Regions from separate parts of the Homo sapiens genome. Here region 1 is linked to region 2. Evidence: chromatin loops called from intact Hi-C (ENCODE). Cell type or tissue: IMR-90. All regions are shown on one strand. Links, peaks and the distances in the headings refer to the core of each region. The heading gives the core; the rest is flanking DNA. Region 1 has its middle 260 kb from the start of TENM3-AS2. Region 2 overlaps TENM3 (teneurin transmembrane protein 3).

Evidence for each region. A loop is a pair of places that touch in the nucleus more often than their neighbours do. Peaks named below come from ENCODE experiments on the same cell type or tissue, not always from the same donor. Only the 100,000 strongest peaks of a DNase experiment are listed, where the experiment ranks them.
Region 1: a loop joins it to region 2, with 3 times the contacts of the local background. A loop is called at or near these places in 4 of 110 quality-filtered maps.

The regions. Positions count from the first base shown.
Region 1 is chr4:181,561,323-181,577,404 of GRCh38, reverse strand. It overlaps a transcript of TENM3 not described here. Among named protein-coding and RNA genes, the nearest start is that of TENM3-AS2, 260 kb to the left of the region's middle. In IMR-90, for the core only: a CTCF peak has its summit at 7,665 (motif pointing left); DNase peaks (open chromatin) are centred at 7,654 and 10,744.
Region 2 is chr4:182,440,795-182,456,876 of GRCh38, reverse strand. The region is part of intron 3 of TENM3 (teneurin transmembrane protein 3); the gene reads right to left. Among named protein-coding and RNA genes, the nearest start is that of TENM3, 210 kb to the right of the region's middle. RefSeq lists a silencer at 7,857-7,906. In IMR-90, for the core only: no CTCF peak of the experiment used is centred there; a DNase peak (open chromatin) is centred at 7,886; H3K4me3 peaks cover 2,511 bases; H3K27ac peaks cover 904 bases.

The DNA of each region.
Region 1 (16,082 bases), core at 4,102-12,101, 880 kb after region 2:
CTTCTTAGTGGAATTTCAGAACTCCAAGGACAAAGAGAAAATCCTTAAGAAAAATCCAGAGAGGGGCCGGGTGCGGTGGCTCACGCCTGTAATCCCGGCACTTTGGGAGGCCGAGAAGGGTGGATCACCTGAGGTCAGGAGTTTGAGACCAGCCTGACCAACATGGAGAAACCCCATCTCTACTTAAAAAAAAAATATATATATATAATATATATAATATATAATATAATATAATATATATTATTTATATATATATTAATTATATATTATATTATTACACATAATTTATTATTATATAATAATAAAATATATATTATATATTATATATTATTTATATATAATATATAATTTATTATTATATAATAAAATATATATTGCATATTACATATATTATATATATATTATATATATAATATATATAATATTAGCCGGGTGTGGTGGCACATGCCTGTAATCCCAGCTACTTGGGAGGCTGAGGCAGGAGAATCGCTTGAACCCGGGAGGCAGAGGTTGCGGTGAGCCGAGGTCGTGCCATTGCACTCCAGCCTGGGCAATAAGAGTGGAACTCCGTCTCAAAAAAAAAAAAAAAAAAAGAAAAGAAAGAAAAGAAAAAGAAAAATCCGGAAAGGAAAAGAGTGGTAGCTGCTATAAGAGATATAGGTAAGACTTATAATTAGATGTTTCTTCCTCAGGCGCTTAATAGTTTAAAACAGTTTTCTGTGGGTGACTTTCCCTTACATACGCATTCAACACCCAGGTCCTTCCTTCCTGTGGTTCTGCTGTCTGTGGAAAGAATGTGTGGGGGGACCATAGTTGCCTCATAGAAGCCTTAGCCCTTTTCTCTGCGTCCTTCCTTCCACACTGCTGGTGGAATGTAAATTAGTACAGCCTCTATGGAGCACAGCGTGGAGGTTTCCCAAGGGACTAGAAATAGAACCACATGATCCAGCAATCCCACTACTGGGTATCTACTCAAACGTAAAGAAATCATTAGAGCAAAAAGACATCTGCACAGTTCAGGACAGCAAAGAAATGGAATCAACCTAAGTGCTCATCAGTGGATGACTGGATGAAGAGAATGTGTATATATACACAATGGAATACTATTCAGCTATAAAAAAGAATGAAATCATATCTTTTGCAGCAACATGGACGGAACTGGAGGCCATTATTTTAAGTGGAACAACTCAGAAATAGACAGACTGCATATTCTCACTTCTAAGTGGGAGCTCATTAATGTGTACATATGGCCGTAGCATGTGGAATGATGGACAGTGGAGACTAGGAAGGGTAGGGGTAGGAGGGGCGGATGATCAGAAATTACATAGTGGAGACAATGTCCATTATTCAGATGATGAATACACTGAAAGCTCTGGCTTCACCACTGTGCAATATATCCATGCAACAAAGTTACACTTGTACCCTCTTGAATTTATACAAAAAACCTAACAAAGCAAAACAAAATGTGTCCCCTAAATGGAAGCTATCACTCTTGCTATTGATTCCTGGCCATGTCTAACTGCAAGGAAGGCTGGGAAATGCAGTCTATCTGTGTCCATGGAGAAGATAAGCAGATCATCAGTCTCTCTGCAGTCTGACAGCAGGCTGCTGAAATGGAGCAGCGGAAGTCAGGAAACAAAGCCATACTTTGAAATTCTAAAGAAAAAGGAGTTGAACCCCAAATGTCGTATATAGCTCAGCCATCAAATTAAGTGTAAGAGCACTGATTCAGAAAGCTTCCATACCACTCAACCTATATGAAAAAAATTTGCTCTTCAAATTCACCAATTAAAATAATACATAATTCCAAGAAAAGAGGCAATATGGTTTGCAAGAAAAAGCATAGTTGAGAAGGATCCAGAAGATGCTAGAAAGAAAATAATAGAAGAGATAGTTTACTGGGTTGCTTGCTAATGTCTTTTTTTCAGTGGTACCATTTGAAAGACTTGGGATTACACTTTATTTTTTGATGGGTCCAATTCTATTTAGTTTTAGAACCCAAAAAATGACATTACCATCGAATTGTAAAATCTGTTTATTGCATTTTAGATCAACCTATTGGTATACCATGGAATAATTAACTACAATATAAATAGAAAAAACAAGAAAATAATTGATACATCAGAAAGTGTAATTAATAAACTAAATTCTTGAAAGTTTTTAGTGGAGATGTAGAGCTTCTAAATTTCCTAAATTAAGAAGAAAAACAAATATATAATGAAATATTATATCAATAGCTACAAGGATAACAAAAAACTTAAACTCCTGATGGACTGTGGAGAGTGGAATTAGGGGAATGAATGGGGGACTGGTAGCGGTCAAGAATTTTACTTTATGTTTTATATGTTCTTACATTATAACACTAAAAAAATTACTTGCATGAATTACTTTTATAATAAAAAGTGCCAACAAAATTCCATTCGATGCAAAAATAATAGCATTTTAAATGACTGAAAAACAGAACTTGATGTAGACTTCTTTAGAAACCCTAACAATAATATATTGGCATCTCCATAATTATTGACCTAATCTCTCAATTCTGTTGCAACTAGATCTTTAGTCCCATGATGTACCTTCTTTAGTACATTTTCACTTTTGTAAAATGAAGATCTCAACCTAAATCATTCCTAAGTTAGCCCTCTCCAGTTCTAAGTTCCTACGGCTTCTATATAATGATCTATATTTAAAAACATATAATTCTACCTTTAACAAAAGGAAGTAATTAATTTTATTTCCATGGTGGTCTAATAACTTGTTCTCTCATCTTTTCATGGGAAGTTTGTCTCCTATGACCTTTGTTGAACTCACTTACTTCTGAATCAATGATCATATCCTGATAAACTGGAAGACATTTTTTTTTTTTTTTTGAGACGGAGTCTCGCTCTGTCGCCCAGGCCGGACTGCGGACTGCAGTGGCACGATCTCGGCTCACTGCAAGCTCCGCCTCCCGGGTTCACGCCATTCTCCTGCCTCAGCCTCCCGAGTAGCTGGGACTACAGGCGCCCGCCACCGCGCCCGGCTAATTTTTTGTATTTTTAGTAGAGACGGGGTTTCACCTTGTTAGCCAGGATGGTCTCGATCTCCTGACCTCATGATCCACCCGCCTCGGCCTCCCAAAGTGCTGGGATTACAGGCGTGAGCCACCGCGCCCGGCCGGAAGACATTTATATGAAGGTGAAGAGATTGTTTTTCTTCCTTGATAGCCAAGACCTCAAGTGAAGTGACTAGGTAGGAACTCCTGAAAGGATTTTTCCTCAACTGAACAGAAACATAAAAGCAGTTATCAGAGTTAGCTGTGGAACTGCTCACTGTGTATTTCACAATATTAAATCTTCGGGGAGTTTCAATTTTATTAATGGACTTTTTTCTGAGTCCTCAATTTCTGTAAGATTTATGAATACATCTCTAAGTTTCTCAGTGTGCAAACTATGCCTGTATGATATCTTAAGGATTTTTTTTGCTGCCTGTGAAAGTACATTTCTCTGAATCCCATGAATTTGTCCTTTGAGATATTTGGGACAGGTTTGTTCTGAAGAATATACTTGTACCAGCAAGGGGGTTTGCTCAGCACATAGAGGGTGTGAATAGGAGTATAATTTTAATGCTTATCTGTTTTTGTTTTAAAAGAATAAAATATTTTAATCACTAAACATGTATTAAAAATTAAAGTATTGATTTTCTAATATAACCTGAGTTTGTTATTGTTTGGGTTCAAATTTTGGCAGCAAATTATTTGTGCATTAAGACGAGAGAGAGACAGACAGACAGAGAAATCTCTGCCAGGTGACACTATATTAGCCTTGTTCTAGTTCCTTAAATATTCGTTTTCTATATTTCATGCTTTCACTAATTCATATCTTTTTAGCAAGGATTTACAGTTTATATCATTATTACCACATAATTATCCTCTTCTTGAATGAAACAGTAATCATTAGTCATGTGGCTTTATACATTAACATCAAGATTCATATTTCTTTAAAAAAAAAATTTAAGAAAGACAGGCAGTGCTGGCCAGGATGTGGAAAAAAGGGAATCTGTGTACACTCTTGGTGGGAATGTAAATTAGTAGAGCTACTATGGAGAATAGTATGGAGGTTCCTCAAAAAACTAAAAATAGAACTACCATATGATCCAGCAATCCCAGTGCTAGGTACATACTCAGAGGAAAGGAAATCAGTAGATCAAGAGATATGTGCCCTCCTGTATTTACTGCAGCGCTATTCACAATAGCCAAGATTTGGAAGAGACCTAAGTGCCCATCAACAGATGAATGGATAAAAAAACGTGGTACTTACACACAATGGAATACTATTCAGTCATAAGAAAGAATGAAACCTGTCATCTGCAACAACATGGATGGAATCAGAGGGTCATTATGTTAAGTGAAATAAGCTAGGCATAGGAAGACAAACTTCACATGTTCTCATTCATTTGTGGGAGCTAAAAGTTAAAACCATTGAACTCATGGGGATAGAGAGTAGAAGGATGGTTACCAGGGGCTAGGAAGGGTAGTGAAGGGTGGGGTGACTGGGGATGATTAATGGGCACAAAAATATAGTTAGATAGAATGGATAAGGTCTAGCATTTGATAGCACAGCAAAGTGATTACAGTCAACAATAATTTATTATATATTTAAAAATAACTAAAAGAGTATAACTGGAATGTGTGTAACACAAAGAAATGACAAATGCTTGAGCTGATGGATGCTTCATTTACCATGATGTCATTATTATGCATTGTATGCCTGTAGCGAGTATTTCATGTACCCCATAAATATATACACATACTTTGTTCCATCAAAATAAAAATATAAAGTAAAACAATAAGGAATGTACTCATTGACAAAAAAAAGTGTGAAACTGTAAGAAAGTAGCAAGTTCAAATCAAAGAAAGAAAAACTATTTAAGGAGCATATTGCTTCTACCACAGTTGTAAGGCAGTCACATGGAAACTTAAACATTTGACACTATTTTTTTCTTTTTCTAACTGAATATAGACCTACTTTAGTTTATTATGTTTTATATATCTTCTTATTTTTCATATGTTTCTCAAAAGAAGAAAATGTGTCAATGCCTTAACAATAAAAATCCTACCTTTGGGATTTTCTCCCTGAGCCCCTGTAGGAAGGACTGAGAATCTTGACAGGTTTCTTCTCATGAGATTCTCAGCCCATTTGTTCAGTACTTTTGTTTTTAGGAAAGTTTTACTCAAGCATTCCGAACTTTGGGAACTGCTAAACCAAATCTCTAAAACTGATAGAAGTTTCTAAGTAGAAAAATGCTTATAAACTTGTTTAATTTCATATTTTATCAGAACAGTGGTTAATCTATCGTTTGAAATTTTTTGCAGCATCTCTAAGGATAAAATATAAGATGAACTATGCTACAGCGATAAAAATGCCTGCTTCTTATTTGAGCCAATATACACTATAAAGATTCCTATAATCATATTGGTGAAATATATACATATATTCTCTTTTTCCTTCTTTTTTCCTCTAAAAGGAAAAAGAAGATGACATTAATAGATATACCAAGAAACTGCAATCTGTGCTGTTATAAATCTAGTAAAAGTTTCATACACTATAAAGGATGGAACAAAACACTTTGTAAGTTATGCCTAATAAAAACAGAGCTTGGTGTTAGAGGGAACAGCTGATTTGCCTGATTTTATTGTTTTAATTATTATTCAAAAATATAGAATTCATATCTAATTGTATTTACTCATGATCAATAACAAAAAATGTTGTAAATAAAATAATTAAAACAGGGCCAGGCACGGTGGCTCACACCTGTAATCCCAGTGCTTTGGAAGGCTGAGGCAGGAGTATCTCTTCAGCCCAGGAATTCAAGACCAGCCTGGGCAATATGGAGAGACCTAGTTTCTAAAAAGTTTTTTCTAAATTACCTGGCTGTGGTGGCAACTACCTGTAGTCCCAGCTACTCAGGAGACTGAAGAGGGAGAATCATTTGAGCACAGGAGTTCAAGGTTATAGTGAACTATGATCGCATCACTACACTCCAGCCTGGGCAACAGAGTGAGACCCTGTCTTTAAAAATATATATAAGATAAAATAAAATAATTAAAACAATCAATAGCATTTTATGAATGGCCACTGTTACTGTTCACGGACCCAGCAATAGTTTATCTAGGAAACGGATGTAGTTGCTCTTCTGTCCCTTTCCTTTCTACTTTCCCGCCTCCAGCTTCCTCGAATTCCGAAGACACTAAGAAATGCACTACTCAGATATCCCACAGTGGCGAACACAATTGAGGAACAGCACCGGCTACTTCCTTTCTCAATCCACTGTCTCCTTCCCAGGGGGACCATAAATCCACAGAACACTCCCGATGGCACAGCAGAGGACAAATGTAGGTCCATTCCTAAAAGACAGATACCTCAGCTGGCCACGTTGGCTCAGTGTCTCCCATCAGCCTGGACGTCAGATCTACACTGAACAGTAAGACACTTCTTCCCCACTGCCAGTGCTCCTGCCTTCCCCCATTTCACAGGGTCAGAACTTCACGGAGGCTTGAGCGCTTTCACCACCTTCTCTCGCTCCATCCCCTTTTCCCTTCACAGGTGTTGCCTCCAGTAAATGTCTTGCAGATCGAATTGTGTCTTGTGTGCCTCAGAGAGGACCCCAACTCACACCAATCCTGTTGGCATTCCCCTTAGGAAGCTTCTCTGCCTTTACCTACTCCGCTGCCTACCAGAAGCTTGCTTGCTTGCTTGCTTGCTTGCTTGCTTTCCTTCTTTCTCTCTCTCTCTTTCTTTCCTTTCTTTCTTTCTCTTTCTTCCTTCCTCTCTTTTTCTTTCTTTTTCTCTCTTTTCCTTTCTTTTTTTTCTCTCTCTCTTTTCTTTCTTTCTTTCCTTCGTTCATTTTGTTTCTTTTCTTTGTCGCTGAGACAGGGTCTTTCTCTGTCACCCAGGATGTAGTGCAATGGTGTGATCATGGTTCATTGCAGCCTTGACCTCTAAAACTCAAGTGATCCTCCCAACTCAGCCTCCTGAGCAGCTGGAACGACAAGCATGCACCACCACGCCTGGATACGTTTTTTAAGAAACATTTGTAGGTCACGCCTGTAATCCCAGCACTTTGGGAGGCCGAGGCGGGTGGATCATGAGGTCAGGAGATCGAGACCATCCTGGCTAACAAGGTGAAACCCCGTCTCTACTAAAAATACAAAAAATTAGCCGGGCGCGGTGGCGGGCGCCTGTAGTCCCAGCTACTCGGGAGGCTGAGGCAGGAGAATGGCGTGAACCCGGGAGGCGGAGCTTGCAGTGAGCCGAGATTGTGCCACTGCAGTCCGCAGTCCGACCTGGGCGACAGAGCGAGACTCCGTCTCAAAAAAAAAAAAAAAAAAAAAGAAACATTTGTAGGGATGGTGTCTTGTTAGGTTGCCCAGGCTGGTCTTGAACTCTCTTTTACCTGCACACACCTCCTAACTCTACAAAGTCTCTTTTTCTTAGTTAGGTCCGTTACTGTCTGTTTTGTGTCCTGATTCTTCCTGAATGTCTAAAACTGTGGCTGACACATAGTAGGTACTCAGTAAGTATTTATCAAATACACAAATGTCAGTCCTGAGAAAGATACGAAAACAGTTCTGGAGCCTGGTTCTTTTCTGTAACATAGATACAAGCTGACTCTTATTGTTCCTGACATCTAGTGGCAGGATGAAAAACTATCCTGAGACCAGAAATTATTTCATTGGCTGGCTAAATCACACACCACAGAAAATGTCAAAAGGCCTACACCTTAGGGCCTATACAACTTTTACAGGGTTAGTACACCTTTCAGATTCTTAACTGGTTGTGTATTCATCAGTGAGAACCCAGGTAAATTCTAGCATGCAAGACAGAAATCCAGTGCAAAAAGGGGAAACAACCCCAGGCTGGAAAATGAGTTAGAAAATGGGCTGAACCTTACCATGACAGAGATTCTACAATCCTTACATTCTATTCTATCCACTTATGGAAATAAAAATGTACACACAAAGGCACAACACTTTCAACAACTTGCAGTATAATAGTAACAGGATTTAGAATATAAATAAGTCAGATTTTAATTTCCAGGCTTATCGTGGTCAAATAGTCCACTTGAAATCAACGAGAAGCTTAAACAAGGACGTGGTGAACTATAGGCACACCATGTTCTCACCTCGGAGGACCAGACACAATAAGAAAGAGCAGGGCAGCAGGGAGACCTCACATTTGTTGTTGCTGTTTTTTATTTTAGAGACGGGGGCCTCACTATGTGGTCCAGGCTGGTCTTGAACTCCTGGGCTCAAGTGATGGTCCCACCTAGGCCTCCCAAAGTGCTGGGATTATAGGCATGAGCCACTGCACTGGCAAAAACCTTTTATTACTTTTCTCCTTGCTATTACTCTGCATTCAATAAATATTAAGTTTTTAAGTGCCAACTCTGTTCCAGGTACTGTTCTAGGCTTTTGGGATACACACGTAACAGAACAGACAATAATCCCTACCCTTGGGGAGTGGAAGTCTCTCATTCCTCTAATCCTCCAAAGGATTACAACTTTATAGGTGCCTTGGCATGACCTATGTGTGCCCTTTGTGTCACAGGAGTGACGAGCCTGCTCTTGGGAGTGGCAAGATCTGTGGGAGCTTGGAAAGGATTAGGGAAGTGGGATCTGTTTGTTGGTGTGGGACAGTCTATTAAGCCAGCTACTCCAAAGTGCTGAATAAAGTATCAGATTTTCTGCGAGGACTCTATTGCCTGAGAAAGAAATAGGTCAGCACAAGACAGTTCCAGGGGGAATAAAGGTCCTAGGTACCAGATTTCCCTGAGGAGTTTGCTTGGGGTTGGGGTGGGTCACACAGGGTCTGCAATGGCAAGAGGAAGCATGAGGATACGTGGACCCCAAGATGGTAGCAGTAAAAGACATAGTTGGCGGCCAGGTGTAGTGGCTCACGCCTGTAATCCCAGCACTTTGGGAGGATGAGGGGTGGATCATCTGAGGTCAGGAATTCCAGACCAGCCTGGCTAACATGGTGAGACCCTGTCTCTACTAAAAATACATAGTAAAACAAAAACAAAACAAAACAAAACAATTATCTGGGTGTGGTGGCGGGCGCCTGTAATCTCAGCTACTCGGGAGGCTGAGGCAGGAGAATCACTTGAACCCAGGAGGCAGAGGTTGCAGTGAGCTGAGACTACACCACTGCACTCCAGCCTGGGCAAGAAAAGACAAACTCTGTCAAAAAAAAAAAAAAAAAAAAGTATTAGTTGGCATGAGTGACTACCCACAACCCTTCCTATGGAGAAAACAGGCTCTAAACCTGTCAACTGTAAAAAAGGATGAGAAAAACTGCTAGATGCTTGATCATTCCTTAACTCGTATTTTAAGAAACACAATGCATTTCCTATTTTCTGATGTAATATATGATTTTTTTTTCTGTTTTCATCTCTTAGAAAGCACGTCTCTGACAAGTAAGTTGGCCAAAGGTGCTATGGGCTTTGTCAACAGAAGATGAAGATATGAGCTCCACAACTTCATAGTTTTATAACCCTGGACTAATTATTTCGCCTTTCAGATCCTCAGTCTCCTTAACTGTACGGTAAGCAGTAATAGTATTTATCTAAATCCAATATTATATGTAGAAAGACCTCATGTGTCACACACATACACAACATATCAGTTTCCTTTTACTCTATAAAAGAGTAAAAAAGAACTTGTTATCAACTTCTAGTTCATGAAGATACACATACTGTGATTTTTCTGCTTTATTCTTAATCTTAAATAAAGAGATACAGTTTGAGAAACAAAGGAAGTCACCTCAACATGTTTATTTAGCCCTAAGGTCAGAATTTTCTTTTTTAAAATCACTTTTGGTGTTTTGGTAGAAACTGTCTATGAGGAAAGTTAGTATTGCTTAGTTACAAGGTTATCCATTTGAAGGTGTCTGCCTGATGTGGTAATTAAATAATTTATGTTAGAGTTAATAATTTATGTTAGTGTTATAGTGCTAATTAGGCTTCACATTTTTGCTAAAAGTATCTAAGTCAAGATAAAGTTTCTACATTTGCAAGAGACACGAACAGAATATATGCAAATATTTTTGGAAAAGTCATTTTACGAATTATAAATTAAATCTTTAGAATTTACTAAGGGCGCAGAACTTAAAAGGAGTTATAATGAAAGGTTCCTGAAGGTGATGGGGTGATCCTTAAAGGTGATGATGAAGAGATAGGCTTTTAGGTATGCTCCACTTTGCCCACAGGCTTTGATAATACCTATTAAAATTCACTGAGTATATTTCTACTCTTATTGATCAGAGTATGGTGTCTAAAGCGGGATCATTTGCACGAATCCCTCATATTCCAACCCCACTACCACCTAGCTTTTCTTTAAGAGGGTGGAATGACTTCATGCCCAGGTAAGCTCTGGGAGGCCAGAACCCTATTTGGAGTCTCGGAAGATGGCATCTTCACAGACAATTCCTGGTACCTGTTGGCATCCAAGCACTATTAGAGGCAGGGCTGGTCTTAGGCAGCTTCGCCGAGCTTCTCATGGACATAGAGTGATGTGGCGAAGCAGCCTAATTCTTCCACAGTTTGAGTAAAGCACAGAAATTAGCTAAGAGAGAGTTGGCTGACCTGAAGTAGTCACTTAATCAAAAGGAGGTGACATTGTGGTGGATGTAGTGTGAACACACGGCTGGAGAGCCAGATGCAGAGGCAGACATCTCAGAGAAGAATAACAACAGCTGAAAACCAGACGGGCCTGTGTAAACCACAGCTGGTCGCTGCATGGACAGTTACCAGATGAGAACCATATGTGCTATCCCAATGCTACGAGATCCTGCAGAAGCTCACCAGCACTTTGATGCCCCTCTGAGAAGGGTGGGAAAGAGGAAAATCTCAAACTGATGGTATTATATCCTGAAATCAAGCTTACCTGTCATTGATTACAGAGAGAGCTCTTCAATCAAGCAGAATAGAAGCCCAAGATTGAGATTCAGCTTAGTAATAAAGATTTTTATTTTTCCAAACATGTATTTAGAAGACATTGAGTTCATTGGCAAAGGTCTAGTTCCCTTTCCCAAAATTTCTCCTGAAATTCTCATGTCAGTATCTCTCAAACAGTTTTTCTGAAACACTAGTTTGATTGCATATTAGTAAGTGTTCTGGAGAAAGCAACAATTTCCTGATCAACAATTTCAGGGAGATATTGCTTAGTATACTAAAAGTTCTAAAAAATCTTGCAAAAGAAGCAGCTCTTTCTAATTTTATTTAAGCTTATATTTCCCCAAATTATTTTAATACAAAACATTTTTTTTTCTTCGCCAAACATCTATAAACCTCTTTGGGGGAAACTAGGTTTTTGTGGAAATAGTTGGACTCTGCTGTATTCTGCATGTAGTAGTATGTGGTTTCTATCTCCTTTTTTTCCAACTTAGAACAATGTGTATGTGATTAATTTCTGTCTCACTTTAAATTAACTAATTCAACAAACATTTTGTGATTACTTCCGCACTTTATCATTCTGGACCTGTCTAAACTTTATTAATGGTTTCAGTAATTCTTCCTTTCCATAAATCATAGGATTTTCCCTTGTATTAATATGCACTAACATCATGGATTTTTGTAAGAAAATAAATTGATTAATTGCAATCTACTTTTCTAATATAATTCTCTAGCATGAAATCATTCTAGCTAACATAGAAATAAAATCACAAACATGATAATACCTTCAATAAGATATTATATATAAAGTGTACACCTAGTACATGCATTCTTTAAGATTTAGCTCAGCTGTTTCTCTCTACAGGGAGCCACCCTGATACTCACCCTTCAGCTTTTGACTTTGCTGCGTGCCCTCGTCCGCATCCCTGTAATATTCTGCACATACTTCGCCATTGCACTTCTTATACACTAATCACTTTATGTACCCGTTTCCCACCTTCTAAGATTTACTTTTTTGGCAAGAATTGTTTTGCTGATTGATGTATCTCTAAGACTAAGCATAGTATCTGGCAATATTGTAACCATCCAGTAAAATTTATTCTCTAAGTATGTTTCTTCATAATACCTGAGTTTAAATACGTCCATGTAACTTTGATCATTAATGGTAGGTTGAAATTATGCAGTGTTCTGGTCTAATGGAGAGAAGAGTATTAGTCCTCGTTGCCTGTACTCTCCTATCCTGCAGTTTGCCCTCTGATGAAGGTCATGGGACAGTTTGAGGGAGAAAGAGCAGTCTTTAACTCAGGGAATTATTTGACTGTAACAAAAATCAACTATGTCAGAAAGCTGCAGTTGAGAACAGTTTAAACGGGCTGTAAATTATCTTGTTACAAAGTGACATATTCACAAATAAATAAGCAAACTGAAATATTAACTTGATATATACAATTGCGGTAATATCTGGGGATTTGGAGGTCCTCGGATAAAAGGATCTCACATTCGACCAGACACATATTGATGAATTCCATGCTGGCTCCTTCAATGAGAGAACAGTTTGATCAGAAAGCCACAAAGCTGCCCACTGAGATATCACAGAGAAAAAAAGTGGAGATTCATTAATACTTTAAAGGTGAAACTGCCTAATGCCAGTGACTCACACAGCAGGATACTGCGGCTTATGTAAATGGATGACTTCGTTAAGGATACAAAAATATTTTGCAAATTATGGGAGGTCAGAGATAGTGATTGACTGGGTTTAACTATGAACTCTTTCAGTAACATTCTACACTTTCACGGCAGAGAATTGCTCTGTCCACTGAGACAGATGGGGGAGGAGGAAGGAGGATGTTTTGACGAAGACCCCTTTTCATGTAAGACACTGGGTTGTAAGTTCCATACACACTGTTTAATGGCGAGCTTGTACATAGGTACAGTTGGTGTCATTTTAGAGTTGAGTGCACTGGACATGGGGCTTATTCCATGGCGTTTAAGAGCTTAGGTCCTGAGTTGGATGCACCTGGATTTCAATCCATGCTCTGCCCCTTGTTTAATAGTTCTGCAACTCTGGGCAAGTCACTCAAGCTCTCTGTGCCTCATTATCCTCATTCCTTAAATAGGCAAAAAACAGTGCCCGCTTCATAAGTTAGTCGTGTGTTTAGTAACCACTGAATATGTGTGTCGCTAATACTATAATGAATGACTCAGTCCTATCCTAAAATATAGAAAACATTTTCTCAGCCTGGACAACATGGTGGAACCTCATCTCTACTAAAACTACAAAAATTATCTGGGTGTTTGTCCCAGCTACTTGGGAGACTGAGGCAGGAGAATCACTTGAATCTGGGAGGCAGAGGTTGCAGTGAGCTGAGATCCTGCCAGTGCACTCCAGCCTGGGCAACAGAGTGAGATTCTATCTCAAAAAAAAAAAAAAAAAAGAAAAAAGAAAAGAAAAGAAAAGAAAAGAAAACATCATTTTCATTTTCTCTATGGAGAAGTTACAATTATTTTCTCACTGAAGTTATAATACACAAATATTATGTGATTCCAATGAATGTTAGACAAGATCAATGAAATATGATAGAAAATACAGGGAGTAAATAGACCCTGTTGGTCTACTGTATGGTTAGATTGTATGAGCTATTGTATGGTTACAGTATGGTTCAGCATGCTACACATATCTCACTTGGGGTTTAAGAGCATGGGCCTTATTTTGAACACAGGAAATATGTCATTTTAAATAGTGAGACAATTTGGGGTTATTAAATGACAGTGGAAAATTGGTTTTAAAAGTTGAATAAAAATGAATGTATGTCTGCATCTCAAATTCAGGATTAAAATAAATTCAAGATAAATGAGACCGATAGTTGGCTTTCAGTTCCAAAGTCCCACATCCTTTCTTTTGCTAAGGTAAAGACTATCTTCCAAGGTTTTTCAGGTTGAATTACTCCTCTCTTCATCCCCATTTATTTGCTGATGTTCAATAGCAATATCTCAGAATATGAACTTATTTGAAAGTAGAATAATTGAAGATATCATTAGTTACGTCAAGATAAGGTCATTAAGGTGGGCCCCAATCCAAAATGCCTGGTGTCCCTTTTTAAAGGGGAAACTTGGGCACAGAGAAACACACATAGTGAGAAAACCTAGTACAGATGAAGCCAGAGATCAGAGTGAGGCTTCTACAAGCCGAGAAATGGTGAAGATTGCCAGCAGAACTCCAGAAGCTGAGGAGGGACTGGGAACAGCTTCTTCCTTACAGCCCTGGAAGGAACCAGCCCTGCTGACGACACCTTGATCTCAGACTTCTACTCCCCAAAACTGTGAGGCAATGAGTTTCTGCTGTTTAAGCCACCCTCCCCGTGTGTGGTACTTTGTTAAGGCAGCCCTAGCAAACGAATGCACCCAGGTGCCATTGCAGCTAGTTGCGGTCATATGATGAAGTCCCAGTCCAAAGAACATTAGCAAAAGTATCGTACGCAACTCCCCAGTGGCCCTAAGAAGGGCCCGGCACGGTGGCTCACTCCTGTAATCCCAGCACTTTGGGAGGCCCAGGCGGGCTAATCACCTGATGTCAGAAATTCGAGACCAGCCTGGCCAACATGGTGAAACCCCGCCTATACTAAAAATACCAAAATTAGCCAGGCATGGTGATGGGCACTTGTAATCCCAGCTACTTGGGAGGCTGAGGCAGGAGAATCACTTGAACCCAGGAGGCAGAGGTTGCAGTGAGCTGAGATCGCGGCACTGCTCTAGCCTGGGTGACAAGAATGAAACTCCATCTCAAAAAAAAAAAAAAATTAAGAAGAATCTATTTGTTCTCTGTTCTCCTTTTCCTGCCATCACAGGCTGGAAAGTGGCTATTTTGCTGGTGAGCCAGCTTTGATTCTGAAGATAAGGGCAAAAGAAAAAAAACTAAAATAGAGAAGCAACATGATGGAAAATACATGGGTCCCTGGAAGACTACATATACCAAATTGCTTGCTGTTTTAGACAACTGGCCCACATCTAGAATATTATGTGTGAGAGAATTAATTTTTATAGCATACTTTTGAACAACTGTGCTTTGGGAGTTTTGTCTTATACCAATGTATTTTATTCCTTAGCTGATATAGTACATTAAAGTGATAACTGGGAAAGATGAAATTAAAAGAAATTAAAATGAATGTTGATCTATCTGTATGTATATGAAAATTTAAAGCTAAAAACCTGGAAGTAAGAAAAATTTTTAAACATGAAGACAACGTAAAAAAAAACGTAATAGATAAGGTTTCTATATTTGACTACAAATAAATTTAAGTATCTGCATATCAAAACAAAGAAACTAATTAAGTAACATAAAACTGGGAAAAATATTTGAAATATATGATAGACAAATGTTTGTTAATACACAACATAAAGTACTCTTAATCCGTAAAAATGATAAATGCATTCCTCATCCTAGCAAAATATAAAAGTGATCAACGTCACAAAATTAAAACCTGATATGAATTAGACAAAATTAAAAAAGAAAAGAAAACACCCACAATTCGCAAGGATCCAGGGGAATGTGTATATTCTCCCATCCTGCGAGTTGGAGGTTAAATTGTTATCTTCCCAGATGGTTATCCGAAAACATGTATCAAAAGGCATAACAGTGTTGTTCATACTCTTTGAACAGGAAATTCTACTTTTAGGAAAATATTTTAAGGGATTTATCTGAGAATAACAGAAGATGCACGCTCACATCAGTGTTATCCATAGCATAAATTAATAATAGGAAGTCCAACATTAAGTTTCATAAATTAGTTATATGTAAAATGCCTAAGTAAATCACAGCACATATCTAGAATGTAAAAATCATGTTGTTCAAAAGAAAACAAGGAAACTAGTGTCATAGAGTGTAAAGTTCTACTAAGTGAAGCAGTGATTTATAAAGTAATAATGTACAGAAAATTTGTGAAAGGTTACTACTGATTGATTATCCTGCTGGTGAAATTACGAATAATCTTTAACACTTTCTTTGCTTTTGCTTTTCATATGTTCAAATTTTCTGCCATATTTTGTAATCAGGAAACAAAAATCCAACTACTCACCAAAAATAAGGCTACATGCACTCTCAATTTCAATTTCAATTTCATACTCAAGAAAGTTTTTGGTTCATTCATACAGCATGT
Region 2 (16,082 bases), core at 3,571-11,570:
ATGAAGATGGAGCAAGAGAGCAGAAATACGGAGTTTCTTTTCCTCTTCTTCTAGTACTCCTCACCTGTAAATCTCTCGACGGCAAAACATTTGTCAGTCCTTCCAACATTCCTCACCTATTAATCTTCTGGTAACACAATCACGGAAGGTGTACTGATTCTTGTTCTAAATTATCATCTTAAAGATTATCTCTTCCCTACTTTAGTCATCCAAAGAGAGTTGCATTAGATATGATGTTTACCAGTTTTTAAAAAATTATAATCATGAGTATCTTTATCAATGTATATACATTTCAAGTTAACTGTACATGTAAGTTAACATTTTTTTCTTACTCAAACTTACTGTTAGGCTTCAATGAACTTCTTTTCATTGTGGAAATTAACATTTTGCTTCACCTAAACACCTAACACCTATCGGAACTTAGCTACCCCAAAATCTCACCCAACAGAAAATGCAAAGAAATGGAGGCATTAAGCCAAAAGGTCTTCAGAGAAGCCAAAACTAATGAAGTTAATGAAATTAGCTCTGAGTCTTTACTCAGAACCTTTCTGTTCTTATTTCATTCATACATTACAATAACAACAACAAAATAACCTGTGTTGTTTGATGACAGAGCAGTAGTAAGAAGTGAAAGCTGACAGCACGGACAGGCCAGTTAGACAGGGATACTCAGCCTTATCAGCTCCTATGTAAGCCATTATATTTTCACACAGAACAATAAAATAACTGATGTTTGTAATGACCTTCCATCACCACAAAATTAAATTATATTTAGTGTACTCATCCAATAAGCATTCGAGACTTATGGAATAACTATTTTCTTAGCATCATGCTTAGTGCTGGTATGTAAGGACGAATGAGACAAAGTGGTTTTCTGAAAGAACCTGTCCCCCTAGTGGGGGAGACAGAAATGTAAACAAATGACTACAGGATAATGTGTTAAGTGCTCACAGAAATAAGAATCAGGTGCTAAGGAAGCCCGAGAGGAGGAGGAGCCACAAGAAATGCTGTGCAAGGCCGGGTGCGGTGGCTCATGCCTATCATCCCAGCACTTTGGGAGGCTGAGGCGGGTGGATCACCTGAGGTCAGGAGTTCGAGACCAGCCTGGCCAACATGGTGAGACCCTGTCTCTACTAAAATACACAAAATTAGCTGGGTGTGTTGGTGCACGCCTGTAATCCCAGCTACTCGGGAGGCTGAGGCAGGAGAATCGCTTGAACCCGGGAGGCGGAGGCTGCAGTGAGGCGAGATCATGCCACTGCACTCCAGCCTGGTCAGCCTAGTGAGACTCGGTCTCAAAAAAAAAAAAAAAAAAAAAAAAAAGAAATACCATGCAAGTCAGCTCTTGGAAACTCTGTGAGATGCAAGGAAGGGGCACAGGCAGCACCGACCAGCGAAAATACTGGTGCGAAGGTGGGAGTGGAGGAGCAGTAGAGGGTGAGGTATGGTCACCAAGGGACTGATAAAACACAACTCAGAATGACAACTGTGACGACAGTGTGGAGGCTGGATTAAAGAAAAGACAGGCAGAAGGCAGGGCAACCCAAATGGAAAGCTTAGTCTAAGGAGAACTGAAGAGAGCTTGAATTTGGGCCCTGATGGTGGGAACAGAGTGGGGGAATGAGAGTTTATACTTCATTTTAAACACCTTTTGATCCAATTTGTTCTTTAAATAAATGATTCTTAAACAAATAAGTCCTTTCTGATCAAGAAAATGTGACTCTCTCCTGAACGAACTATTTTTGATGATCTTGAGTCCCTGAGATTTTAGTGTTACATAATTCATAGCATGATGATAAGGAGATATCTCCAATAAAGTATGAAATATTATTTTAGGTATTTTGGTAATGGGCCAGTTTTTTCTTTCATATGATAAAAAGATTCATACTCAGCTCCCATTAATTGTAACAAAAGAGAATTCAGTATAAAGTGAAGCATACGCTAAACTCCAATCAGTAATGTTTCACAGCTTTGCCTAGGAAAACAAAAATCTTGTATGCAGCACTTAATTGCTTTAACTGGAGTTTCCAAAAACGTTAGCTCTTGTACTGCGTTTAATAAAACTCTTCCTCTTATTGAACAATACTTGTTCAAACATATAAGCAAGAATGCCATTTTATTGGAGTTGATATAAAATACATCACAAGGAAAATCTTGGCCATAAAGTTAAGAAATATAAACTATAAATCTTATGACTTTGTTTTAATTTCGTAATGGAAGTGATGACTCCAGAACGGCAGCAATAGAACTACTAAAACTTGAATAACTTTCAAGTAAACATACTTAGGCACTTGTTAAAACAAACATTATTCCCACTGCTAAAATCGAGGTTGGCAAGTCTTTCCTCTTACTAGCTTAAAAACAGTTTGAAAAGTAGCAGAATTGCAGCTTCTTTGCAAAAAGACTAATCATCATCATTAAAAGACCCTTAAAAGCAAATACAGAATGGTTAGCTAACCTGATCACCTTCATTTTTAATGAAGGGGTATTTCCATATAAATCGATGTATGAAACACACTTATGAAAGAAACTCTAACTATCATTAAAAAGAAACTAATTTTAATTTTCACCTTCATTCTGACGATCTACAATCAGAGGAAATAATATTTGAAAACGAAAAGAAAGAATATGATAAAGCCATATGTAAAAATGTGTAAATGATAAAACAAGCAGGGGTGGCTGTCATAAAATAGCCAAATGGCTTTTTCCACCTCCATCAAGGTCACTTTACTGATGATGGGCTCAATAAGATGATAATGCATTTAACCACTTTCCTTGCATCTGACTTCGACCTCACAAATCCAAATGGCCTTGTTTAACTACCCTGGCCTTTCAGCATTTCCCTGAACAAAGATAATTAAGGAGATGTACTGCCCCCTACTATCACAGGAATTGAAAGCCAAATAAACTTTTAAGAGCTCAGCCAGGTGTCTACTCCGCTAATGTACAACTTTGAAGCAGAAGGTAAAATGAAATAATGGTTAAATAATTATAAAAGGTTACAACTTTGAAGCAGGAGGTAAAATGAAATAATGGTTAGATAATTATAAAAGGTTAACAATGTTAAACTTGTTATATAAGGTAATTTTGTTTTATTTAAAAGAAAAGGCATAAAAAGAGATCCAGATTACATTTTACAGGTCTCTAGACAGCAGGCCCCATCTCTCCCTGCAGTTTAAGGTTAAGGAAAAAAAGGCACTGTGCACAAACCAGGATGAAAACAACTCACTGAAACTTCCACACATCGTTTTAATTTTTTACAAATTTTAAGTTAATATATATAACCACAAAAGACTAAAGTGTTTTTTATGTTAGTCCCATATTAGTCATTTTGTTACATTTTGTAATATATTCTGCCTCCTCAATGTACAAACCAAGACATTTATGTCAAACACTATTTAATATTAAGTGAGGGGAATGATAACATTTAAGAGAGAAACTCTGTTTTTCTTTTAAATACTATAGTATGTCGTTTCCCAAATTTAACTATTATTTAAATGTGACATGCCCACAAATATTTGCGTGTACTTTTCAATTATTATTCCTCCCTTGTAAAATGAATTTACCATCGTACCAACATAACATCTGTGGCATAAACTGTTTCTGGGAGACCAAAAAGGTAGTGGTTTTCAACCTGCAAAACAACTGCCAATAGTAAAATTTTTACTTTCAACAGTAAAAATTAAGAGTAGACATTTCAAAACTTAAATACATAGGATTTCAACTGAAGAGCTGGGTCTGTAACAAAAATCAATGTATAAACAACAATCCTAAAACAACTGGTTTCTTAAATATGAAAATACCATCCTTTCAAACCTGCTATATATGTATGCATATATATATATATATACACATATAAAAATAATCTCTATAGTACACACATTGTTATTCTTTATAGGGAAAACCAAACTCGGACATATCAGAAGACAAGGTATTCCAAATACCCAACAAGAGAACTCAATTCAGGTCAAAAGGCCTTATGCAAAAATGAGTATTAGAATAACTTTTCATCTCAGACAAAACTCCAACAAGAGTTATACAACTTTTATTTATTGCACATTATCTATTGCTAGAACTATCTGTCATACCAAATTGATAAATCTAAGCATAATAAATTTCTAATGCAAAACATCTCTTTAGAATAAAGAAGTGTGTTACTTGGGCTTTAAAACAGTCAATGTTTCTGGATATGAATCACTTCACGTGATTATAGCCAAAATAGCACTTATCATTCATAACTTAAAATCCATATTTATATGCTTTAGATTTGTCTAGATCAAAGTGATCCAGCAAAAAATTTCACTAATGATCCTAATCTGAACCTTTGGGAACCCGCCTGCTCCTCTCTCCCACTCCTCTAATAGCCCTTATCCTTTCATTCCTTTCTCTCTGCCAGGAAGTTCCGCAGCTTGTATTTGTGACTGCAGTTGTGTTAGCTAAGAACCAGGCCACTGAAAGATCTAACCATTTGGCCACAACTACTTAGAAGTTCTGGTCTAACCCAGAAGGGTACAGTTTACTGGACACCCCCCCGCCCCCCGTCCCCTGCCAAAAAAAAAATCTAAAAAGAAAACTTCTGCTCCTAATAATTTATTTATTTACTTTCTTCACCAAACCATTCTATCTCCTTCATGGTACCATTTTCCCACAACATTCAAATATCCTTAAGGAAGAACATCCTATTTCTCAAGTGTTAGGTGCTAAAGCACTCACATCTATGATAAGATAGAATAATTACAGCCATCCTTTAATCTAAACTACATATGTCTGTATGTGTGCATGTATACATATAGATTTTCACAGAGTAAGAAATCCATAATAAAGCATTAATATATCATATTAGTGTGAAATTTAAACTTTCTTTAAATGAGGCAAAGTTACTATAAAATAACTCATTTTAATAAAAATTTAAAACAAATATATTGTCCTGTATTTAGCATTTACATCTGGATTGCTAGAAAGGTGGCTTGTTAAAAATCTTTATTCACAATTGTTTAAAGTAAAGCCTACCAAACGAAATAAATTATAAACATAAAGAACTGATGTTCCAAAGCCCAGTCTCTTAATTGCTGATCAGAGCTGAAAACAGATCTTTTTTCCCCACTAATTGAATGAGTCTTGTTAAATCTTTTGAAATGAACTTTAGAAAATGCAAGAATACAGCTTAGAACAGGTTCTTTAATTTGGGTCATTTTCTGTTACTTGCAGTAGTGACGGGTGCTTAGCAACGCTGTTCTGGTGGCCCTTTTAAGGGAATGAATACCTGAAATACAGCATTTTAATCTATTTTACAGCATTAATTATCAGGATCACTGTATTTAGACAGTGCCTCCTTTGCCACTTGCCTACGTTATGAAAGAAAGGAGTCCCGTGAAAAATTGAATGTATTATTCCAGATGCCAGAAGATCCTGTGCACCCCTTTAACCAAGTAAAAATATGTAGGAACATAAAAACTAACAGTAAATAGAAGCCACAAAAAGCTTTAGTTTAAATGTTTAGACAAGGATATTACACTGAAAATCAGTGTTCAGACATCAGTAGAAGAGTCCATGTGAAGTCGCTTTTCTTTTTCTAAATCTTCGAGAAGAATTAAATTCTATTATGCCCCACACTAGGCCACTGCTATCTAAGAAACGTGACGCAACAGCCAAAATTTAGTATGATTTTATTTGGTAATTAAAAATCTGCTGAATACTTTAAATATTTTTTTATAAAAGAGGGCTTTTACATAATAACAAGAATATCATTTGAATTATGGCCATATTTACTATAATGTGCTGCAATGATAAACTACTGAGAAGGCAAGAAAACAAGGTAAAATGCAGGGCTACCGAGCAGTTTCTAAGAAATCAAACTGCCATGTCATACTCTGGAAATACGTCCATTCACATCTTATTAATGATCAATACAACAGGTTAAGAAACTAGTCATTAAAAACATTTGGAATGCGCCTTTCTATCTTTTCCTGATGTCAACTGTCATTGTTAAAAGTACAACTCTTTTAACTTTTTCCTCATAATTAAACAACTCATTTTAGATATCATGTCCTGAAGAAGGAAGGTAACGCTCTTATACAGCACTATTCTTCTCTATCTTCACAGCTAATAAGAGATCAAGTGACTCCCTCTTTGTCTAGAATGTACCCTAATTTCAGTCTTTCACAGCCAATTTTTTAAAGCTTTTTAACACTTAGTCTCTGAAGATGAGAGAAAGGAACCAGGTGAACCACCTGCATTCATATTTTTGTGAGTTTCAGTCTCTCAGTTAATGTATAATCACCACCTCTTTAAATTAAACATACTTTATAGCGGATCTCAAATTCATCATCACATTGTGTAAATCACAGTATAAAATGGGATAACACCAACATTTCTCAAGTTTTTTAACCTCTTATAGCAGATGGCCTCTGCCTAGAGTGTTTTGAACGCTGCAGTCGCATTTTAATACCTGGGAGTCCGCTGGAAAAAAAAAACAAAAACAAAACAATGTGGGGCACAGACCAGTACATGCTGCACTAAAATATTCGGCTGAGAGGGAGGCTTAGTTAAGTTAGCTGATTTCTTAAATGCCTTCTCTGGGTATTTGCAATCCTTTCTTAAGTACTACTTTAACAATTAGCACACAGAGGTCTTTGGATGGCTCTCTGAAACATTTAAAACCAGAGAACAAAAGGTTTATTTTAAAAATGAAAACCTTGGCTTGTACAACTCCAGACGTGAATCTGCTTTCAATTACTGAAAGTATTTCCACTTTAGTGGAAGGGGATCAAATCTTCAACTACACCATCTTAAGGCACTGAATTTGATTATATTAGGCTTTCAGAAGACAGAATGACTTTGTGACACAGGCACATATAGCTGTATATATCATTTATAAGATATTCCAGAGAGACAGAGACGCCAGCACAGGAGAGGGAGGAAATGTGACTTTCTCATTCCCACAGCTGCCACAGATCTTTGTTTTATTGAACTACACACATCAATGGCAAATGATTTTTACTTCAACAGATACAGCACAAGTTTTTCCAAACCATCTCCAACTATCTTTGCACAGGAGTAGCCTGCATCGAAGCACAACTGCAAAGTTGAATTTCTCTGAGAGACTGCTCTATTAAACCTGACAAAAATCACACTACGTATTTCGCAGGCAAAAGACTGCTCTTTAATGAGCAAGCTTATTTTGTACCTTTTCCCCCATTAAGCAATTAGTATGATGGATTTTAGTTAATGGAACCAAAGGGCTTATTAATTTAAGCTCAATGCCGATTTTTGCACATTTCAGACATAAATTATCCAAAATCACTACTGCTAAGACTAGCTCCCAACGAATTCGTAAAAGTCACCGAATGCAGGCAAAAGGGCAGCTTTGCCTCACGGATTAGGACAGTACACTACTCATAAAAAAAAAATCCATCTAATTAAAAATACCGGGAACAAAAGACTCCATTCTCCCCGCGGCTACCTGCACCACTCCGGGTGACGAAGAGTCATCGAGAAAGTTCAGCCTCCATCTCTTCGAAATCCTTAAATGTGGTCCCTCAGGGGTTAAAAAGCCACCTCATCTCAGATGCGAATGTTGCCTCCGCACCGATTCAAACCCGCGCCGAGCCTCCTCCCATTCCGACACCACAAGGGAGAAGAGCGGAGCCGCCGCCGCCGCCGCCGCCACCACCGCCACCGCCACCGCCGCGGTCCCCGGAGCGAGCGAGCGACCCTGCCGCGCGGGGAGCCTCACCGGGAGCCGCGCTCCGCCAGCCCGCCCCAGGCCGCCGCCGCCGCCGCCGCTCACCCACCTTGCCGCGGCGCGCCCTCGCTGTGGCCGTGAGGAACCGAGCCCAGCGCTGCCAAGTTGCCTGGGTCTGGAGCGTATCGTGTTACAGCGCCTGGCTCCGGGCTCGGGCTGCGCGCGGCGGCCAGACATGATAGGCTGAGGCTCCTCTGTTTACACCCGGCCGCCGAGGGGGCGGTGCGCCGCTTAACCCCTTCGCGCCGGGCCGCCACCGCCGCCTCCCGCCAGCCCCGCGCCCAGCGCCCCGGCTCGGCCGCCGCCTCACCCCCTCGCCTCACCCCCTCGCCCCGCTCCACACACGCGGGCCGGGGCCTGTGAGCAGCCGTGCCCCCAGCGAAGACGGGGGAACTGCACTGAGAACCCGCTCCCGGCACCCTCCGAAGACCCCGCGGGGCGGCATCCTCCCCTCCACACACGCACGCTCGCGAGCCGCCCCGGGCAGCGGCCGTGTTCCTCGGCGGGGCTTCGCCGGCGGCTTTTGATCCCGCCTCAGAGCTGTTCTCCGGCAGCGCTACTTTCCCGTGCTCACAAAAGCATCTCTCTCCCAACCCATGAACGGATCCCGACCCCTGCTCTGCCACCATTCATGCGTCCCGCATCCGAGGTGTCGCCTTCACCCACACGCCCCACGGCCCCGCGAAACTCGGCCCTCCAGCTCGCGGGACGCGCTGCCTGCCAGGCGGGCCCGGCGGTACCTCGGGGGCGGGAGGGGTCGGTCGCAGGGCCCCCAGCCTGGCGCCCGCGGGGCGTCCGCAGCGAAGGGGTGGGTGTCGCTCGTGAACGCAGCAGGGACCAGCTCAGCCCGCGCTCGCCCCTGGGCCTCGGCCACCGCCTCTCCGCCACTTTCTCGGCCCCTGCGTGGACCGGCCCGTGGCGGGGGCTGCTCTGCGCCCTCGTCCCCGCAGCAGTCGCGGACCCCCATTAACGTTGACGAGTCAGTGTCGCGACCCGGGGAGAGAAGACGGTACCAGGGGCTGAAGGCATGTGTGCAAGTGGCCCGAGCCACTCTCCATGATATACCAGGGCTGGACAGCCCTGATCCGGAATAGCTCATGTGGTGTTCTAACTAGCTTTACTTTTAAATAAAACATACTTCAACATTGCATCACTTAAATTTTTATAAAAAATTGTGTTTTTTCCCCTCCAGATCCACTATTATCATTATTTTTGCATTGCTTCCAGTCCAACGTCCTTCCTTTAATTTTTCTTCCAGAACATTCCATCCCCTCCAGCCTCTTCCTCCATTAAACTGAGAATTGAATGACTGAATGTTCGTGAATTTTTAGATTCACCGGTGCTTTCTTCCAATCCCTCCAAACCTCTCATTTTTATAAAGAAACAAGGAAAACATGAAGCACCTTACATCACAATACCAGTATCAACAACATATCTTTATCAGCTCTCATTCCATATTTTAACTACCTTCTAAATACAGACCCAAACCAAAAAATTAATACTTTAAGAAAGGAAGGATCAGTGTTCTCTTTTCATTTATCAGTAAGATTAGCAGACTGCAATTAGAATTTCTCTCTTCCCCCACGGTCTTTCCTCCAGTAAAGACAAAATGCTTTCCTCATTCCCATGATTCAACAACAACAGTAATTTCCTTATCTTCTTGAACATACTAGCTTTACCTTGACTTTTGTCGCTTTTTATACCCAATGCTACAAGAATATGAATACAGCTCTTCTACCTCTTTGTAGATACTTTTCTTTCTCATTTTCCATTACGTCTAAGACATCCATCCTCATACATGGAAATATCTAACGCCGCTCAGGGTTTAAGCAGTCTCCACACCTTAGTTTTTTTTTTTTTCTATCACTAACTCTGGGTCTCTAAAATCGTGACTCACAAACACACTCTATTACAACGTCACAACCAGCCTGTCTATTCCTCCGTTAATGATCAATATATTCACCCTTTAATTGGGACACTATGAAGATATCATAGAAATTATTTAAACACAAGGCGGTTATTTAAAATTTAGACATTCCTTTGACACTGTATAAATTTTGAAGTTATTTCAGGGTTTTGAAATTCTTTCTCTTTAGTAAATTGGGTCAAAAAATAGAACAATAGGTATGTTGTTGGGCACTGCAAAACTTCTAAGCTCTTAAGCAAATATCTTCCTTAAGTCTTAATGTTTTGAAAAGGATCATTTCACAAATCAATGCAATGCATGTGTCTTCTGAGGGGGGTGGGGGGTCACCTGAAGTAACTGCAAATAAACACCATATAACTAGGGCAGAGGATGAAGATGATGTTGTTCAATTGGAATCTTTGAAGAATTAAATTGGCAGAACATTACACGGTTAAAATTTGCCAAGAGGCTGGGCGGCATGTCTCATGTCTCTAATCCCAGCATTTTGGGAGATGGAGGCAGGCAGACTGCTTGAGCCCAGGAGTTCAAGACCAACCTGAGCAATATAGGGAGACTCCGTCTCTTAAAAAAAAAAAAAAAGTGCTAGGACCTGGGGGCTTGTCTATGCTTCAAAAATGCACTCCTTGATTTTTGACAACCACAAGTTAGCAAATCTGGACTTGGACTAGAACGTTCGAATGCAGAAAGATAAGCACACTAATGGAAGAATGAAAGGTTTTAAGATCTTAAACCATTGTTTGGGTCAAGATGAATCTCAAGAAGACTGATCCTCTGACCTGCTCATTTCCCCAGATGAATGCTATGTAAATTGGTCACTGATTGATAGCATTTATTAAAATTTCCATTTAAAATGCTAATTAGATATAAGTATTACATACAGGTTAGGCAAAATTTTATATTGGAGTGTACTGGAGTATTCTACATGTATATCTAGTTCCACCTTTTCTGAATACAAAACTAATTATGTATTTCCAAATTAGACAAAGATGGGATCCTTTGAGAATAATCAAGGATTTACACTGAACGAAGCTGAGCAGTAGCAGTAGCAGCCCATGGGGCAAAGGCAGAGGAAGAGACATGGTTTTAAACAATTTCTATTGTTGAAAAGTGAAGGATGGTTTCCACATATATCTTCCCAAGAAAAGATACACAGTTTTGTGGACACCCCCATGCATACATTAAATCACTGCCGTCTTTTAAATACAGGAGTCCACCAAAGAGTTCCACAGAGACGTGTAATGAGGCCCACGTTCAACTTCTGTTTTCTTCTACTATAGTTTGCCATATCGATGATGTCAGAGATAATTAGCATTATGGATATCGCCTTCTATAACTTAAGCAATTCTTGTCTAAGATCTGCGGAATTCCCCACAGTTCCATGAGCAGACACTATCAAATATATTGAATTATGTGGCTATTTTATGTTGTGAATGAATAACCACGTGGAATCATACTTGGAATATTAAATGAATTTTACTTAAAACTGAATTCAGTTCTTTAGGCATAAAAATCTAATGACCGAACACCACGAGGAAGATTTTTAAAAATGCATGAACCAAACCAAATCAAAGCAAATTGTATTTAAAAAAAAAAATAAAAAGTCCACAAATGAGCTGTTACTTCAAACTGGCACCAACTTAGCTTCATATTAAGAATGCTTCTGACCTCTCTCTCCTTAGGACAAAAACCTTGAAGAAAAATCGAATTGTAACCGACACTGAGATTATTACCTTTCCCGCTAATTATTAAGTACCAAATCCACATTGTCAGAGGTGCTAATACAAAATCAAAATCAAACACTCATAGCTATACTAAATAGATGATTATGATTAAAGCTAACACTAAGCACTTCATTTTATGACTGGCATTTGATACACACCATTTTTATTTAATTTTCTAATCTCATATGAGAAGAGTAATATCATCCCATTTTATAGATGAAGAACTGGAGCTTAGAGAAGTTAATCATGTGCCCACATAGTTACAGAGTGCTTGGGCCTAAACACAGTTCCAGGTTTGATGGACTCAGGAGCCTGCCGCTTAACCATTTCTCTAAATATTTAGACAGTATTGACTCAATAGTTAAAGCTGGTTATTGGCCAGGCACGGTGGCTCACACCTGTAATCCCAGCACTTTGGGAGGCCGAGGTGGGTGGATCACCTGAGGTCAGGAGTTCGAGACCAGCCTGGCCAACATAGTGAAACCCCATCTCCACTAAAAATACAAAAAATTAGCCGGGTGTGTTGGCATCCCCCTGTAATCCCAGCTACTCGAGAGGCTAGGGCAGGAGAATCACTTGAACATGGGAGGTGGAGGTTGCAGGTTGCAGTGAGCCCAGATCGCGCCATTGCATTCCAGCCTGGGCAGCTGGGCAGGAAGAGCAAAACTCCATCGCAACAAAAAAGAAAGCTGGTTGTTAGGAGTGTAGTTCACCGTTTAAATAAAATTTATCAGGATAAGCCCCACCAAAGATTTGGAAACATAATATTCCATTTAAAAATTGATAACTTGTGGATTTGAGAAGGAGCAAAATAAAAAAAGGGATAGTCCTCGATTTCTCCTGTGTTTTCAAATTACCTCAAGAGGTCAGGAAACAAATAGGCCAATATTAGTATCCTCTGAGAGCTGTAATCTTATAGAGGAAAAAAATGGCTAACAAACATTCCTAAACACCGGAATTAGGGATTGTCGTAGGTCAATATATGTCTGTCCCTCTAGAATCTAGTCTGTTTAGACTGACTCTTAAAAATTATACCTTTATTTGTAAATATATATATATTTTTAAAAGCATATCAAAGAAATTGTTACCAAAATTATAGCACACTGAGATCAATTGGTAATAATAATGGTACATTAGTTAGATCCTGTGAATAAAATTGTAGATTTTGTCTTATGTTTTGCCAACTGTTATTTTGTCAGTAGCACATAACTTTCTAACAGCTATATGGACTCTGATGTAAAACTATAAGCTGACATAAAACTATATTTAAAATCATGGGTCTTTTCTCCAGTAAAGTTCGATTATCATTTACATTGGAACAGAAATAAAGGTTTGAAAACAAAGTCTTGTAATAAAGGCCAATTCATAATTTTTCACAGATGTCTACAGTAAATCTAAAAGGCTAGTGTAATAGCTAGGTGATTCTTTCTTTGATTTACCCTATGGAAAAATCCACCCACAATAGACATATTTATTTCACAATAATAAATGACCCACATCTGAAATCATTTCTAAAGGTGAGTTCTCTTTACTTTTAAAGGTGTTAAATTATTTCACCCCCCAAAAACCAAATGCTTTGTGGAATCTGATACATGATGAAGACTTAGGGCTCTTTCTTTAGATATCCAATCATGTCCACTGCTTGCCAAAAGCACTGGTCCTTAATTTTGTCCTAATTCAGATGACCTTGGGCAGGAGCCTACTGGGTCCTCTACAGCCTGGGCAGGCAGGGAGGAGGAGGAAGCAGGATCTGGGTGTGTGTGATGAGGTCTGGACTCTTTGTAGGGGGCAGTCAAGCAATGTGCTGTATACGAAAGGCTTAGTGAGCTTCAGTCCTGTCCTGGCAACTATCCAAGTAGGAGGGAAGGGGGTGAGGTAGGGACATCATTCCTACCTGGTGGTGAGAGCAGGAGAGAGGCAGGAGGGCAGAGCTTCAAGAGAAATCCAGATGGCCAGCAAGAGTTAGCTGGGGCTGTGGATGCCAGGAACTGAGTACGTAGCAAGAGCTGAGGACCCAACCCAAGTCAAGCCATCAGGTGTCCAACAATGTTAGAAGACAATCTATAGCACAGAGAAGTATATGGAAGCCTAGTTTTATCAGTAACCTCCATGACTAGGGAAGGACAGGAGTGGCCAAGCTAGAGGGAGTGCTGCTTATCCCTGGCACATTGGATTCAGGGGCTGCAGACACACTAATTCCTAGGCCCACCCAGGGATGGCAGTATGTGTCTATGCTTGGCAACTTATTGGGGTTCACCTGACTTTTAGGCTTTGATAATATGAATACATTTTGGGGAGTATTTTGAATGTATTCTTTGGCAGTCCAAGATAAAGAAATGGAAGTGTGATAAATAAAGATGATTGAATTGTTTTTAATTATGGAGCAAATTCTTCAATCTGGACCATCTGTTTCCAACCATCATTCCATTCACCCATTCCCAAAACACTTGTGTTGGTTCTCAGGCCAGACACGGTGGCTCATGCCTGTAATCTAACACTTTGGAAGGCTGAGATGATGGATCATTTGAGCCCAGGAGTTCAAGACCAGCCTGAGCAACATGGCGAAACTACATCTCTACAGAAAAGAACCCATATATATATATATGTGTGTGTGTGTGTGTGTGTGTGTGTGTGTGTATATATGTATGTATGTATATATATGTATATATATGTGTATATACACACACACACACACACATATGTACACACACACACACACACACAAATTAGTCGAGTGTGCTGGCATATGCCTGTAGTCCCAGTTAGTCTGGAGGCTGAGGCAGGAGGATCACTTGAGCCTCGGAGGTGGAGGTTGCAGTGAGCCATGATTGTGCCACTGCACTCCAGCCTGGGTGACAAAGCAAGACTCTATCTCTAAAAAAACAAGCAAACAAACAAAAAGACCAAGCATTTTTGGTTGAATGTCAAAAATCTTTGAAATTAAATGTATTACTATAAGTACTTTGTTTTGATTGTTTAGAAAGGAAGAATTATTCATTGGTGACTAGTGCAGTGGTGTTGTCAGATGGGTAGTTGTCTATAGTGGCAATAGCCGTGCATAGATCAAATCCTTTATGCAGTGGACAGAACATAGAAATCACACAAACTTTTATATTAACCCTTTACAATTTATAATATCAACCATTTCAAAAGAATCCATATGTACTAAGATATTTTTGCAAATAGTTTAACATATCTTTATTGACAAATAAATTTAGATAATAATTATTAATTTCAGGTGTTTTCATGATATAGTCATATAGAATGTGTTTTTCAGGATTTTCTGACTTTGTGAACACGATTTATGAGTATGCACATATATTTATGCATCATTGTGGATAGAGGAAGTACATGCTCCATACCTCTGCATTTTAGCTGACCAATTTCTGCTTGCTCATAACTTGGCTTAGAAGTCAGTTCTTCCATTTAGCCTTGCCTGATTCACCAAGAATAGTTTATGGGCCCCTCTTCTGCATTCCCATTCAGCTCCGTAAATACTCTTTTCCTGCCTTCATCGTACTATATTCTGCTCCCTGTCTACTTGTCTGTAGCTCCTTCCAGACCACGAACATACGAGCATAGGGACGATTTCTTTGCTGATTTCTTAACATTTGGCATAGTGTCTTGCACAAAAGAGACACCAAATAAATGCTGGTTTGGGCCAGGTACAGTGGCTCACGCCTATAATCCCAGCACTTTGGGAGTCAGAGGTGGGCAGATCACAAGGTCAGGAGTTCGAGGCAGGCAGATCATCAGGTCAGGAGTTCAAGACCAGCCTGGCCAACATAGTGAAACCCCATCTCTACTAAAAATACAAAAATTAGCTGGGCGTGGTGGCACGTGCCTGTAGTCCCAGCTACTAGGGAGGCTGAGGCAGGAGGATCACTTGAACCTGGGAGGCAGAGGTTGTGGTGAGCGGAGATTGCACCACTGCACTCCAGCCTGGGCAACAGAGCGAGACTCCATCTCAAAAAATAATAATAAATAAAATAAATGCTGGTTTGGGAATGAGTGGATGGATGGATGAATGGATGGGTCAATGGAAATGAAGAATCCAGATTTTAAAAAATTGCTTGCTGATTAAAATGATTCTTTCCTATGTATACATCACACTATTCTGTAATTATTGTTTTCTTTTTCTCTTTCTGTCTGTCTGTCTGTGTCTCTCTCACATACTCCTAAGCTAACATAAACCTCACGAGGGCAGAGGCTGTGACCTAATGTCACCTAGCACCATTGATAGTTCAAGGTCATTATTTTAGAAAAATCTATACATACATTTTTTGTTTATAAAAATTACAGGATTATAAAACCGAACATAAACTTAATACATGATCTAATTTTGTGATACCCTCCCAGATCGCTCTCAGATATAATCCAGTCTAAATTACACCACACACAGATGAATTTATTTGGTTAAAAAAAAGCCCTTCCGTGCCATAGCCATTCCAAGTAATACATTACAATGTTTTACATTGTTTACTGAGGGCAATTCTATTTTAAGAGTCTCTAACTTAAGCAGAAAAGGTAACTATCGGGAACTGGGCTTAATACCTGGGTGATGGGATAATATCTACAACAAACCCCGTGACACGTGTTTACTTATGTAACAAACCTTCACATGTATCCCCAAACCTGAAATAAAAGTCGAAAAAAAAAAAAACCTCTAGAGCTACAATTTATGCTCAAT